Linked DNA regions of Mus musculus: region 1 is linked to region 2. The links are chromatin loops, found by intact Hi-C in ENCODE. Cell type or tissue: heart. All regions are shown on one strand.

What was found. Hi-C counts contacts between places; a loop is a spot of excess contacts. Peaks named below come from ENCODE experiments on the same cell type or tissue, not always from the same donor. Only the 100,000 strongest peaks of a DNase experiment are listed, where the experiment ranks them.
Region 1: it touches region 2 in a loop (2.4-fold over the local background); 8 of 42 quality-filtered maps call a loop at or near these places.

Annotation. Positions count from the first base shown.
Region 1 is chr4:134,274,233-134,282,232 of GRCm38, reverse strand. It overlaps Pdik1l (PDLIM1 interacting kinase 1 like), which reads left to right. Exons shown (of 3, transcript NM_001163794.1): 3 at 3,117-7,231. The coding sequence ends at 3,857. Among named protein-coding and RNA genes, the nearest start is that of Pdik1l, 9.0 kb to the left of the region's middle. In heart, no CTCF peak of the experiment used is centred here; no DNase peak of the experiment used is centred here; H3K27ac peaks cover 83 bases.
Region 2 is chr4:134,368,453-134,376,452 of GRCm38, reverse strand. Extl1 (exostosin-like glycosyltransferase 1) reads left to right here and starts at 3,906. Exons shown (of 11, transcript NM_019578.2): 1 at 3,906-5,495. The coding sequence starts at 4,735. In heart, no CTCF peak of the experiment used is centred here; DNase peaks (open chromatin) are centred at 3,872 and 4,646; H3K4me3 peaks cover 2,933 bases; H3K27ac peaks cover 1,849 bases; H3K27me3 peaks cover 3,614 bases.

The sequences.
Region 1 (8,000 bases), 94 kb after region 2:
AGTGAGAGCCTATCTAGGGGCTTGAAAAAGAAGAAGAATCTGACAAGCATTATCTAGATACGTGGGTGAAAACTATATATTTCTCTTCTTGCAAGCTAGTATTGTATACACCACCTTCTAAACCACTGTCTGAGCACTGGTATTTTGCCTTACACAAAGCTATTTATTAAGTTTATATTTTAGGGTAAACACAGAAAAACTAAAGTCAGGAATAGCACACCTGTGTTTCAGACTCTCTGCACTGGCACACCATACAGCAAGGAGGTTCCTGCAGGCCATCACCATTGCTGCCCTCTGCCAGGGGAAGCAGGTGGAGGCTGTTCTTGGCTTTTTCCAGAATAACCACGCAAAGTAGTAATAGTGATTAGTAAATGTAACGACTGTAATGTAAACTTACCAGAATATCCACACGAAGTAGTAATAGTGATTAGTAAGTGTAATGATTGTAACATAAACTTACCAGTTGCTCATTCTTTAACAGCTTCACTCCAGTCTTCCCCTTTTGTTTTTCTTTTTAGACACCACATAAAAATATAATTTAAAAACAATATACCTCTATATTTTAGTATGTTCATGAAGCGATGAGCTAGGTGGTTAGAAAACTCAGCTTTATTGACATATATAGAAAATGTCAGCCAGTTGGGCACTTTCCAAAATACAGCTACAAAGGTGGCATTTTGAAGTACTGAAAAAAGGAAAAAAAAAATTTTTTTTTAAATTTAGGCCCCACTCGCTCCAGTCAGCTCCGCTTGCTCCAGCCCAAAGATTTTTTATTATTATAAATAAGTAAACTGTAGCTGTCTTCAGACACACCAGAAGAGGGCGTCAGATCTTATTATAGATGGTTGTGAGCCACCATGTGGGATTTGAACTCAGGACCTTTGGAAGAGCAGTCAGTGGTCTTAACTGCTGAGCCATCTCTCCAGCCCTGAAAAAAAATTTAATGCATATATAAAAACACAGATGAAATAAAATATTCTTGAGGTTTTCAGTTAAAGCTGGAGATTAGGGCTTGACTGGCAGAGCAGGGCTTCCCAACCCTTCCACTCAGGCCCTCTCACCAGAAAAACATGCACAATCCTGCGTGTGTAAAACATAAATCAAACATGCTGATACTGAATCATAAATAATGTCACTTTAGAGCAATCCTTTGGTATAAATATAGTTTTACCTTTTATTAAAGTAGAAAGCAAACAGTACACTACTGAAGTGAATGTCCCTGTTTATTTCTACATAGAGGTAAATCTTGGACTGACAAGGTGGCACTGTGGGCAGAGGCACTCACATGCAGACCTGACAACCTGCCTTCTATCCTTAGGTCCCATAGAGTGGCAGGAGAGTTATCCTCTGACACAATTAAACTCGTTTTTTAAAAAGAGAATTTGGCTTGAATATTTAGCATCTTTAGCACTTTCCACAGTTGATTTGTAGTTTATAAAAATCAGTGGTGAGAACAGTGCTTCACATAACTATATTAGTACAAAATGGTAGACATATGTTTAAGGCAGAGTCAGAAACTGTTGGAAATTCTGTCCTAACACTTTCCAGTGAGCCTCTTGCCTCTGTTTCTGTAGTGCTGGGATCACAGGTATGTGCCACCACACCTGCCTTCACATAGCAAGTTTTCCTTTTTGTTTTCTTTTTTTTTTTGGTTTTTCACTCTGTAGACCAAGCTGGCTTCAAATTCAGAAATCCGCCTGCCTCTGCCTCCCAAGTTCTGGGATTAAAGGTGTGTGCTACCACTGCCCGGCCAAATAGCAATTTTATTTATTTATTTTTAAATATTTATTTATTATATGTAAGTACACTGTAACTGTCTTCAGACACTCCAGAAGTTGTCATCAGATCCCATTACAGATGGTTGTGAGCCACCATGAGGTTGCTGGGATTTAACTCAGGACCTCTGGAAGAGCAGTCAGTGCTCTTAACCACTGAACCATCTCTCCAGCCCCAAATAGCAATTTTTAACCTCTGTTTTTCTTTCTCTCTCCCTGAGACAATCTCACTATATAACTAAGGCTGGCCTTAAATTTGAGATTGCTTGAGCTAGGTGTAGTGACACACAGACCTGTTATTCCAGCACTGGACATGGAAGCAGGAGGCCAACCATGAACTATTCAATGAGTTTGAGGCCTTTGTGAACTACTTGAGACCCTGTCTCAGAAGAAAAGAAGAAAAAAAAAATGGTACCTAAATTAGGCATTATACCATAACAATCCACTGGTAAATTACTTTGGTTAATTGCTTGCTGATGAATGACAGTAGAAAAATATCAGAAGTCTTTGTTTTCCCCCAATTAAACCATTACGTTGCTATAAGAACAGGCAACTTTGTAAATGTAGTAAATATACAGTTTGGTTTTGAGTTCATTTTTGGTAGCTAAACATTCACTAAACTTTTCACTATTGCCAATTTTTTGTGACCTCTACATTCAGTTTAAGAAACCTTTGCCTGAAAAAACAAACAAACAAAAAAAAAGAAGGCCAGGCGGTGGTGGCGCACGCCTTTGATCCCAGCACTAAGGAGGCAGAGGCAGGCAGATCTCTGAGTTCGAGGCCAGCCTGGTCTATAAAGTGAGTTCCAGGACAGCCAGGGCTACACAGAGAAACCCTGTCTCGGGGGGAAAAAAAAAGAAACTTTGCCTGGCAGCAAGCTGCAGATTGACCTAACGTTTTCCTTCTTTCTTTTTAGTATATTTTTAAAAGATTTATAGCTAGTGGTGGTGGTGCAAGTCTTAAATCCCTGCTCTTGGGAGTCAGAGGAAGGAGGATCTCTGTGTTCAAGCCAACCTGGTCTACAGAGCAAGTTCCAGGACAGCCGGGGCTATCCCTGTCTAAATCCCCGTCTCAAAAAATAAAACAAAAACATGAACAAATAAAAAAGACTTACTAATTTTTAATTATGTTGGGGGAGGGGGTATGTGTCAGTGCAGGTGCCTTTAGAAGCCAGGAAACTGGGGCGATAGTGCAGGCAGTTGTGAGCCACCACCATGCTTATTGAGGACCTGAGCTGCAGTCCTCTGTGAGAGCAGTAAATTCAGAACTGCTGGGCTGTATCTCCATCCCTTTCAACCTCTGTGCATCTTAAACTACTACTCTTCTCCCCATCCTTCACAGCTTGTAGAGACTTCATTAAAAGGAGAAATTGCCTTTGATCCCAGAAGCGCCTATTATTTGTGGTTTGTGATGGATTTTTGTGACGGAGGAGATATGAATGAGTACCTGTTGTCCAGGAAACCCAATCGAAAGACTAACACCAGCTTCATGCTTCAGCTCAGCAGTGCTCTGGCCTTCTTGCACAAAAACCAGATAATCCACCGAGACCTGAAGCCTGATAACATCCTCATTTCCCAGAGCAGGATGGACACCAGTGACTTGGAACCCACACTCAAAGTGGCTGATTTCGGCCTAAGTAAAGTTTGCTCAGCATCTGGGCAGAACCCAGAAGAACCTGTCAGTGTAAACAAGTGTTTCCTTTCCACGGCATGCGGGACGGACTTCTACATGGCTCCCGAAGTGTGGGAAGGACACTACACCGCCAAAGCTGACATTTTTGCTCTGGGAATTATCATCTGGGCAATGCTGGAGAGGATCACCTTCATAGACACGGAGACAAAGAAGGAGCTCTTGGGGAGTTACGTAAAGCAGGGGACTGAAATTGTGCCTGTTGGGGAGGCACTTCTGGAAAACCCCAAAATGGAACTTCTCATCCCTGTGAAGAAAAAGTCTATGAATGGGCGAATGAAACAACTGATAAAGGAAATGCTGGCCGCAAACCCTCAGGATCGCCCTGATGCTTTTGAACTAGAACTCAGATTAGTCCAAATTGCATTTAAAGACAGCAGCTGGGAGACGTGACCTACTGCTTGCAAGCATCTTAGACGGTGCTGCTTCAGAGTCGATGGAAATACATCACATGGCCGAAAAGAAGACGGAAGTTAGATTCCACTTTCTAAGGGTTTAGGTTTTATTGTGGGGTAGTTTTATTTTCTCTCTCATTTTTCTTAATCCATGCAGGCCATTTTATTGTATGTTTTGAATGTGTATTACCAATGTGGCTGTAAAAAAATTTTATTTAATGATCATTGGTAAAAGGTTGGCAGAAAAAAATTCTCTTAGGAGCCAAGCAGAGAAGAAAGTCCCATTTTCTAGAAATATCTTTAAGTATTTTAGACATTCCTTGTCAGTATTAGGCATTTCCATGGAAGAAGAGGTTTGCGTGCTGGTAATGCAACCTTCGAAGCTTTGTAAAGGAAACATATATGTATATATTTATGTATATGTCAGTATGTGAATGTGTGCATTTTGCATTCCACATGAAGAAAATGCCACGTCTGTTTAAATTATTTGATACAGGTTTGGGTTTTTGAGATTTGCTGATGAAATTGGTGATAAAAACCACACAAACCATCCCTCATCTTCGTCCCTACTCCTTCTGCTACTGGAAACATACTAAGGGTATTTTTGTTGTTGTTTTTGTTGTTTTCCCAGTATACATCTCTTTTTTAAAGGCATCATTTTGGAGGGTCAGAATGGCTGATGAACGATAACTGAAGCTAAGCAGGTGTAAGCCGCAGGGTGCGTTAGAGCTCTGCAGGGCCTGTAGCTCTTCCAAGTTGAATCAGTCATGGAGTCTCACGGCTCGTGCCTACCTTCAGGTGGCTGAGCATTTGTTTGAGTAATTAAACCACTGCACTGGGCCATGCGGGCACTTGAGCATCTGCTGTAACCCGAGGACGTGTTCTTCTGTTCTGAAAACATTGCGTTACACAACTGTAATACTTGATTATTAATTTTGAGTTTTAAGACTTTTTCTAAATCTCAGCATAAAGTCGAAGAAACCAAATGAGCTCACCCTGGAGTTGCTGGCCCTGGTGTGGCTTCCTGTTGGATCACTGGAGTCTCTGTCACTTTGACAGTGATGCTGTTTTCTCTTGTCTTGTGATGCAGTAATGGGACTGGTAATCACTGTCACAAATACTGGTCGCTCTCTTCCAAAGTGAGAGACGATGCAAATGGATAAAATTCTATGCCCTCAACTGCTTTTCAAGTAGAAAAGTTGTCGTTTTCATATGGTCACCTGGCATCTGTCAGAAAGCAAGAGACTCAACTCCTGAAGGGAAAGTCTAACTGCATGGTTGCCTCCAGATTGTTCTTGCTAATCCAGGAACATTAAGGAAAGGATTCTTTCTTAAACCAGAACACCAGTCTTTAGGATGAATTAGAAGCTACCATTATATCCAGGTGAGGCTTTATAAGGCACTAGCTGCCCACCTCCGGTGCTGGGGTAGAACCTTGGGCCTTAGGTGTGAGGGAAGTAGCCTACCACTAACCCCACGGGGATCTTTTTAAGCGTTAAGATGCAAAAGGCAATAGACTATCAGGATATTGCCGTTATCAGCAACTCTCCTTGTCCCCTCAGTGCTTGAACCGCCATACCGTCACATTAGGTCTGGCTGTGGTTCAGTGAAGAGCGCTTGCCTGGCATGTACAAGGCTCTGGATTCAATCCCTGCCATCACAAAATCAACAGATCCATTAGTGTGTTCAGAAGGTGATAAAAGATAAACCTCACAAAAAAAATGAAATATGTAAAACGCCTAGACTGAATTAATCTGGAAGTGTAAAAACGTGAACCGAAAGGCTTTAGTTAACAAAAAAAATCTTATCAAATGAAAAAGTCACATACACATAATATCACTTGCAGACTTAGCTAAAAGAATTCTTTCAGAAATAAGAGGTAGAAATGTCCTGGATCTTCATGGTAATTGACCCTGTGGGTCACCAAGTTGACACAGATCTGACCCGTGGATTGAGTTACAAGAAATTAGAAAAAGTCTCATTATAATGGATTACCATTGACTTGGCCCTCATCAGATTGATATGTGATGTGTGCCAACAGTTCTTGGCTCTACAAATACCTGTGCACTTGAAGCTGTGGTGTCCTGAGCACATAGCTTTTGATCCTGCCTCCTTGAAAATAATGAGTAATTATCTTTTGTTTTCGTTGGTGCTGGGATCATACCCAGGGCCTTGCTTGTGCTACACAAAGGTGTTAGCACTGAGCTAAATGTCTAGCCCCAGTTATAATTTATTTTGAAAGATTTTTATCTGTGAATTAGAATTCTTTATTATCGGTAAGGGTGTGAGGTGATCAAGAAATTTCTTCCAGAACATTAAGTCCTTGTCTTCTGAAATAGCTTGTGATATCAACAAAAGGACAGGGATTTGTCTTTGTTCGTTCAGTCAGGGGTATTTATTAAGTACCTACTGTGTGCTCAGCACTTAAGTTTAGTTGATACGACAACCATTTAAGATTTGCAGTTGTAGGGGCTGGAGAGAGGATTCTACCATTAAGAGGACTTAATGCTCTTGCACAGAACTGGAACTCAGTTCCCAGCACCCATGTTGAGTGGCTCACAGCCACCTAACTCCAGCTCCCAGGGACCTAATACCCTCTTGCTTCCATGTGCACTTGCGCATGCACACTCATGCACATACACACACACACAATTTAAAGAATAAAGACAAACCATTTTTTAAAAATGGCATTTAGTCATGCACTTTCTTCAGACGCATATAAGACATAAAAGACGAGTGATACTTGGGAATTTTGGATAATTGCTAAAGGAAAAAATGCAATCAAGAAATTGTGCACAGTGCCTTGCCCATAATAGGTACTCAATAAACAGTTATCCCTCATAGTCTGTTGCCATGGTTTCTAGTGTTTTATGAAATTTGTCTTAATTGAAAAAAAAAAAGACCAAATATTTCCACTAAAGCTTATAGGCAGCTGTGTCCAGTCACTGTAGGGTTGTACAGTTAGTTCCTAGGCTATTAATTTGCACCTGTTGTCACTTAGAAACATGGGGTTCTGTAGATTCTTGGTGCTAAGGGATACTTTGTCATTCTGATGAAGTAAGTGTTAAGTGTCAGAAAAATAGCACAGAATAGTTCTTTCTGCAGGTCTGGGTTTTTGTTTTTAATTGTAAAATGTTACCAATCAAACTATTGTAGCAGCTACAAAATAATTCACCAGCATGACAAAATAGTCAAAAAAAAAAAAAAAAAGATGTCATCAGCACATCAGAAAAGAAGGCAACTTTAAAACTTTTCTTTTAAAATTGTCAAATATATTTTATGAAGAATTTATAAAGGGGGAAAGTATTGTAATTTATTGTTCATGAGGTTTTTGGTTTTTTTTTTTTTAATAAAGTGAATTTCAACAAAAAACCTTGAAAGTTCTCTTGCTACTTTGAGTTGTACAGTTCTCTAAGTGATGAGTGTGAAGTGACCTACATCCTGGAAAAGTATTTACACTTGTGGAGTAAAAAATTCTCTCCTAGAAGCGGTTGCCAAGGACCGTGATTGGATTACAAGACTGTATATCATTTCAAGTTCTCCGCAACCGTAATGCTATCTGGCTATTTTTGCTTTTTAAGAGAAGTATGTATTGTTTAAGATTCTTGTTTCGCAGGGCATGGTGGCGCATGCCTTTAATCCCAGCACTTGGGAGGCAGAGGCAGGCGAATTTCTGAGTTCGAGGCCAGCCTGGTCTACGGAGTGAGTTCCAGGACAGCCAGGGCTACACAGAGAAACCCTGTCTCGAAAAAACAAAAAACAAGAAACAAAAAACAAAAACAAAAAGACTCTTGTTTTAAAATAGGTATTTTCTGTGTGTGAATGTCTTACTTACATATGTCTGCCCACTGTGCATGCAGTGCCCAAGGAGGCTGGATAAGGTTTCAGATTCCGCTGCAACTGGAGTTCCATGTGAACCTCCTTGTAGATGCTTCAGAATTGAACCGAAGGTCCTCCAAGAGGTCTTAACCACTGAACCATCTCTCTAACCCACAGATTCTTTTTTCCATTTATCCTATTTCTATTAAATGTACTAAGTGGATGCAATTTCAATTGATAACATGAGGCAATGACTTGTAAAGAAGTAGGGTTTAGCTGAGCATGGTGGCCCATGCCTTTGATTCCAGCACTTGGGAGCCAG
Region 2 (8,000 bases):
CCACTAGAGTCTCAAGTTTGTGCCAAGTGTGTGAGGGAGGGCAGTAACAACACAACATGGGATGACAGGCCACGGGACATGCCAAGAGACTGAACCTGTGTCCTTGGGCAAAAGACAAAAGTGCTCTATCACTGAGCCAAACCCCAACCACTGGGAAGCCAGCTGTTTAAGACTGGCCAGGCACGGTTTGTAGACTATTGCACACCTGAAATCTCACCCGACTTTGGGAACCAGCTATTCTCAGTGTCCCCATTATATGGATGAGAGAACAGCACAGAGAAGGACAGTCACCTGCCCTGGAAGGCACAGCTTATTGGGAACGTGTGGCCTATACTGTCACCTGCAGTGCCTGTTCACATTTAGGATCCTTCCTCGCAGAAGGATATAGAAGTCTTTCTGAGGGTTGTAGGCCCAGGCTGAGAAAAAGCAAAGGAGGGGTTAGGAGTGGCGTGCTTCAGACCAAACTCTACAGAGGTGACCTAAGCTCCCATCCCCTGAGCCCCTGCTTCAGGCAGGAAGCAGTACTTGTCCCCAGGCTGGGAGGCAGAGCTACCAGCTACCGTAGCTGGGAGGCAAACACCGCCCTGCTTAAGGGGCCTCACCTCTGCCCCACTGAAGCCACCTGGCCTCCCTGTGTCCTCACCTTCCTGCCTGGCCACTCCCTGCTCCCCAGGATGACAGTGTCCATCCCATAAATCAGCACCCAGCTACAGGGCACGGGCCTCCTAGTGGCTTCTATGAGTGTGCCCGGGGAGCCCTTGGCACAGCCCGGCCAAGTCTGTTTTCAGGATGCTCTGAGGACACCTCTCTTCTCTGCCTCCACCCAAGCCTGCTGGCAAGCTTGGGAATTAGTTTAGACAAGCCCAGGCCCAGCTGGCCTGAGAGTCTCTCCTGCAGGGATGAAGGTGAAGAGGGTGTGTGTGTGTGTGTGTGTGTGTGTGTGTGTGTGTGTGTATGTGATGTGTATGCTGGGAGTGTGTGTGTGTGTGTGTGTGTGTGTGTGTGTGTATGTGATGTGTATGCTGGGAGTGTGTGTGTGTGTGTATGGTCTCTGTGTGTATGTGTGTGTGTGTGGTGTGTATATGTATGTATGTGATATGTGCTGTGTGTATATACATGTATGTATGTTGCAATGCAAAGGAAGCACGCTTCCAGCATGAACCAGCCATGAGCCCAGGGTTGGGGGTAGGGTGGCAATCAGACAGGATGTCCCTCTTGTGTGACGAATCTTTTCTTGAGGGGGCGCTACACAATCATCTAATCACCCCGGACAGGGACACTGGAGTCTGTGTGTTGCTGGGAAAACAGGTCACAGGTCCACTCTCCTGCCCCTGCCCCCTGTGTCCCTTGCTGCCCCTGTGCTTGGAGCAATTTTCCCCTAGAAGCTCCGAGGGGCGCTTGATAGCAAGGCTACCTCAGGCCCCTGACGCCACCTTTCTTACTCTTCCCTGACACTACGGAAGATTTTCATTTCTGTCTTATGTTTCCTTCTGGGAGAGAAGCCTCCATTTTCAGTGAAGATGCTATCACTACCTGCTCCCCTCGGGGCCTGCCTGGCCCATGGGATAACGCTCACTAAATAATTGTGGAATGAGGGAGAAGGTGACCACTTCTTACTTCCTCATAGGGAGGGTGATTTTTCTCAAAAACGTATTTGGAAGCTGGGAGGATGGCTCAGTTGGTAGGGTGTAACGTGCACGCACGAGGCCCCGGGTTAGGTGTGACACCACATAAACCCAGGCTTGGTGGTGCCTGCCTACAATCACAGCATTGAGGAGGTCAAGACAAGGGGAGCAGACATTCAAGAGATTTCTTGACTACATAGCTAGTTCAAGGCCAGCAAACCAAACAAAAATGTAGCCAGGAGGCAGCTCAGTAGGGGAGCAGTTACCCAGCTTGGGGAAGTAGGAAGGTTCCATCCCAGTGCAGGCAAACCCCAAACAATGTTGCTTCCTTTCCAGTCCTAAGGTCAAGGTCACCCTCAGAGGCCTTCTCGGCCCCTGGGTTCAGCAGCCCCACTGTGTGCTGTCAGGTTCCCCCATCCATAGGCTCTCTAACAACAGGGGTAGAGGAGAGGGCCCATCTCACTCTGCACATTGCCTGTTTAGTGGTTAAAGGTATGGATGGTAGGCTGGAAGAATGGCTCAGAGCTCTTTTTTTTTTTTATACAGTGAACCCAGGTTTGGTTCCTAGAACCCACATGGCAGCTCGCAATTATCTCTAACTTCAGTTCCAGTGAATCTGATGCCCTCTTCTGGCCCCCCTAGGCACAGGGCATGCATACTGTAATACTGTAGACAGGCATGCACAGGCACACACACACACACACACACACACACACACACACACACACACACACACACAGAGGCAAACACTCATACACACCAAATAAAAATAAATATGTTTTTAAAATGAATGGCCAGGTATGGTAACATATACCTTTAATCCTAGCACAGGGGACACAGAGACACGCAAGATCAAGGCTAGCCTGGTTTATATAGTGTGTTCTTGGCTACATAGAGAAACACTGCCTCAGAATAAAAGAGAAGATGTATAGATAGATGGCTTAGGACCTGGCTAAGCCATGGGAATACAGGCAAAGTTACTCAAGTTCCCTGAGCCTCAACTTTCTCTTCTGTAAAATGGGAATGATAGTAATATCTCCTTTATAGTCATTTCCAGCGTGCTCAGGACATAGTCACCTACACTATTACTCTTATTCAGCATGGCACTTCCAGTGCCTCCCTGGGAACCTGGTCCAAGTTAGGATGCGAAGGATCTCTTAGATGATTGAACATGGATGTGGCCAGAGCAAGCTTGAGCCCCTGAAGGAGGGTCCTGGCTCTGACTCAGGAGTCTCAGCCGCTTCCTAGAGGAAGGGAACCTTCTGCCAATTCCAAGCCTGGTGGGATGGCAACAGCGCATGCCCACACCTGTCTCCTGCGTGAGAAAGCCTGCGGTTTGCCTGAGCAGCTGTCTATCACGGAGCGACCTACCTCTTACTGCAAGAGGCCAGATTCTTCTTGATCCCATTTTGAGGATGTTCCTGGGCACCTCACTGTGCCCTGCCCTCAGGCTGCTCACCAAGGAGGAGAGGCCAGCGGAAGGATACTTCCTTGTTGAAGGACACCCCACCAAGTGCTCTTGTAGGACCTACAATAGCAACCCTCCAAGGGAATGATGTTAATCCATTTTAAAGATGCAGGTAGACACTGCCCAGCTCCATTCAGTGGCCGAGGGGACAAGAAGAGGCCCCATCAGGCCAGGCTCTGAGTTCAAATCTTCACCTGGACACATCAAAGCTGGGTCACCTTAAGAAAGGCAATCCCTGCTCTGCGCTTCATTTTTCTCAATAGTAAAAAAGACAAAAGAGCTGGTGATGTAATTCAGTGATAGAATACTTGTCTAGTGTGCACAAAGCCTTGGGTTCTACTCCCAGTACCACAACATCAATTCTAAAAATAGACAATGATAATCGTAATAAAAGGGGGGGGGAAAGGCAGATAAACATCTACTTTGGATCACTGGTAAAGACCTTGGAGAGAAGCAAACTGTCAATCCACAGCCACCAGTGAGGTATGGTGCCCTCCTGACCATTATTAATCTTCCAGAGCCAGGCGTGATGGCAGGTAGCTGGCATTCGAGCACTCCGAGGTGAAGACAGATTGATCAGGGACTCAAAGTCCTTGGTTGCAAGGTGGGTTTGAAACCAACCGGGGCTACAGGAACATCCCCACCCCCCTCGTCTCAAAAAAAAAAAAAAAGGAAAAAGAAACGAAACGGTACCCCAGCGAAAGAGGTTGCAAGGGGTTAAGTGGAAACCCTGCCTCCTAGCCAGGAGCCAATCAGAGCTGGCGGGGGTGTGGCCAGGCTGCTGCTGCTGCGAAAGAGAGCTGGACCGACTTGATACCTTCTGGAGTGGGACCTGGAGCTGCCGGCTGGACCTGTGGGGCAGGAACAGGAATTTGGAGCGTAGGTCTTGCCCTCTGCCCTGTGACAGCTCCTAGCCGGAGGGTGCAGAGCAGCTGCCTGGGTTAGGGGCCATAGCCGAGGGGAAGAAGACCACACTCCGAACCTTCTCATTCCCCAGGCGGCGGGCATGGGATGCACTCCGGCTCCAACTTCAGCTGGCTCTGGTGGCCCACATGGACACAAGGTCTATTTATAGTTCTGCCACAGAAGGCCAGCCACCAAACACAGGGGTAGCCAGGGTTTTTTTCAAGAGCTTTTGGGGCAGAGGGAAGAGTGGGAGAGGACAGTCCTGCCTCCTTCTACATCATCCTTGGCCACCCCCTCCCGATACCCACTCCCCATGAACCCAGACAGTTCTCCATAGATAGCCTGCCCTTGGGTCAAGGGTAAGATCAGGGGTGCAGTCCTGAGCGCAAATGGACACGATCTTGTGGTCTGGACAAGGGTTGCATCAGCCCGAGCAGTGGCCCAGGGCAGAGGTCCCGATGAGAGGGCAAAGGGTGGCAAGGTTGTGTGAAGGTAGAGAAAGCAGTCGGAGAGTGGGAATGCAAATTTAGAAAGCCAGAGCCTCCTTGGACTTCCCACGAGGGGTCAATCCCACAGGTGGCCAATGGTTAGTCGAACTTAGCTAGGGGACCTGCCTTCAATGGTGAGAGCGCTGGACCAGAAGGCTGATTTCCAGCTCCCTCCTGCCTGGGGTCGCCTCCTCCACTTGCTACAGAAATTCCTCACTTCCTTCTAGTCCTAGCTGTTGGTGGCCACATGCTGTGGAGAAGAAAGTCCTTCTGGCTGGCGTTGTCAGCCTTCTGGCTCCTCCTCGTCCTCCTAGGAGTCTTCCCCCTTCGCCTGGCAGTGTTGCCCGGTCCTCTTCCAGGGCGCTCCCAAGGCTGGCCCCGCTGGCTGGATGCTGCCTTCTTACAGAGTTTCTCCCAGTCTGAGACGAACCCAGAAGATGTCGCACAGCTCCCTCGGGTCTCTCGGGGAAGCAGCTGCACCTGGGGAGCCTGCTTTGACACCTCCAAGTGTAGGGGAAAGGTCCTCAAGATCTTTGTGCACTCCCCGGCTGGTCCGACCTCTGAGGCTCAGCGCAGGATCCTGGATTCCTTGGAAGGCTCCCGCTACTCTGCACTCAGCCCAGCAGACGCTTGCCTTCTCCTTTTTCTCCCCAGCCAGGATCGTAGAGGAGCCTGCGGGCCCCTGCCTCCGAACTGGAACGGAGGCCGGAACCATCTGGTGTTGAGTCTCTACCCAGCCCCTTGCACCAGGCTGGGACAGGCGATGGTAGCTGAGGCCAGCCCCTCCTCGGACATCTTCCGACCGGGCTTCGATTTAGCGCTCCCGTATCTCCCCGAAGCTCACCCATTGCGAGGTGGGGCTCCCGGCAAGCTGCAGCAGCACAGTCCCCAACCTGGGGCCACCTTACTGGCGGTAGCAGAGGAGAAAGGCAGGTGGCGTATCACAAGCACCCACGCCTCAGCCTGCCTCTGGGACAGGCACTGTGAGCAAGACCCTGGACCCCAGCAGTAAGTAAACCTACCCTTGGGGAGCCGCTGAGTGGGAGGGAACTCCTGAGTGGGAGGCGGCTGGGACAGGAGCAGATCCAGAGGATGGAGTGAAGGGTTAAGATTGTCATCCTGTCCGACAAACTCTCAGCCGCAGTAGGAGAGAGAGGGTTAAGACAGCAGAGCAGATCTCCACCAAGCTGGAGTGATAAGTCTCCGAGGGTGTGAAAGGCAGATTTTTGGAATTCTCCCTTGGGGATCTTAGAAACATAGCAGGCTGCCTCCCCCTCCCACCTCCTCCATGCCTGGTATGCTGGTCCCTCCTACTCTAACGTTTTATGTAACAGACATTTGTATACCATTCGCTCACTCGGGTGATAGCACTTCCATAAACAATGACGTGGTAGGGGGAAGTAGATCATAGTCATAAGGTGTGTTTACCTTACAAACATAGAGACATGAGTTCAAGCCCCCTCCCCCTCCGCTACCCCCACCCCATGAGACCTTCCGGTGTTGAGGAGGTAGAGACAGGAGGATCTAGAGCTCTAGCCAACCAGCTTAGGAGTTTCAAGATCAATGAGAGACCCTGAAGGTAGAGAGGTGGCTGAGTGGGCAAAGACACTTGCCACCAAGCCTGAGGGCTGGAGGGTTCTGTCGTCCCCCTGAGCCCACAAGTTTGAAAAAGAAGAGATTCCTGGAAATTGTCCTCTGACTTCTACACATGGTCCAAGGCACATGGGTACCCCACCCACTCACAGGACTGAACAAGACACCCACCCTCAAACTCTGGCCTATACACACACACACACACACACACACACACACACACAAGCTATTATGTATAGTAAAATAATTCTAACTGCTGTCGCTAAGGAGTCTGTATTCTAAAGAAGATATATATTAGGGAACTTAGCCATGGCCACCCGGCCAGAGTGAACACAGAACTGTCTGTCTCCGAAGGCTTCTGAGTTTTAAGCAAGAGTTGGGTTCAATCCTGTCCAAGGCCTCAGGGGAGCCACCGAACCTGGTAGCTGGTCCCAGCTGGAAACTGCTCCTGGGTCTAATTTTGGAGATTAATCTCTCAAGGAAATAACAGCCTCTGGTTTTAGAAATATGACTTAGGTCTGACTTAAAGAACTTCCTACCTGTGAGAATCCTTGTGTAGACATAAGGGGATGGAGACCTGTGCTGGGCACACTTCAGTGATGAAGCTGTGGTTACTCCTAACGACTGAACCCTTATGTGCCCAGCAGGTCAGCTGTCTCCTTCCAAGGTTGTGCTGGCTGTGGATCCCAAGGCTCCCTTTCCATATCCCCAGAGTTTATAGTCCCTCTGGAGTCTCTCTTTTTCTGTGTCTTCCTGTGGTCTCCCTCCCTGTCCTCCAACATGGCTACTCTGAGCTTCACCCTTCTCCCCGGGGACTCCCTCCCCTGGCCAAGTTCCAGTTCTACCTCTACTTAAGGTTCAGGGGAATCTACAGGGAATGGAATCCTTACCTCCCGAAGTCACTTGGAGACCTCCTGGGAGCCTGCCCTGTCATTCACCCGCCTCCTGTCAACACACACACCCTCCAGCCCTTCTGGGGATCTTCAGACCCAGACCCTGACAGGGACTCTCCTGTGACTAGAAGCAGTAGTCTTAAAAACTTACTATTGCTGTTGATGGCCATCTTTGTGTGTGTGTGTGTGTGTGTGTGTGTGTGTGTGTGTGTGTGTGTGTGTCTGTGTGTGTTACTATGGACTGTCCCCAGGGCCATGTACATGCCAGGCAAATACTATACCACTGCGCTGTGCACTCATTGGCTCTGGAAGTCCCTCTTTTTTTTTTTTTTCCGAGACATGGTTTCTCTGTATAACCCTGGCTGTCCTGGACCTCACTTTGTAGACCAGGCTGGCCTCGAACTCAGAAATCCGCCTGCCTCTGCCTCCCAAGTGCTGGGATTAAAGGCCCCGGCCTCTTTGGGCTAACAATGGTTATTACCCATAGTTACAGATACTTTGTGATTACTATGTGTAGATACTTTGTGTTGTTGGGTTTTCTTTTCCTCTGTTTTTCCCTGGCCCACCTGGAAGGCTCAGGGTAGACGGGGCTGGCCTGGAGCTTGCAGTAATTCCACTGTCTTTGCTTTGTGTGTGTGTGGGGGGGGGGTCTAGAGGTTACAGGTGTGTGCCCTTCCCTTCTGCTCTGGGCAGCATTTCCCATGATGCCTTTCTTTCCAAGGTATGCTTCGTGGTAGTCTTTCATTGCCCTCAGTTTCTCAGACGTAGCAGCAGCCTGGGCCAGACAGCATAGGGACAGGGTGAGAGAGGGAGGCCAGCCCCAGAAGACAGCCTGAATAAACAAGCACTGGCCAGAGAAAGAGGTACTTCAGTCCCAGCCACTGTCCCACATTCTAGCTGGCAGGCAGGTGGCTGTGGTGGAGGCTCTCCAGGGGACTGACTGTACCTACCTTCCTCAATTATTACTGATTCTCCCGGCATCCTCCACAGGAGATCTCAGTCCCCATCCCAGGGCACAGGGTGTTGG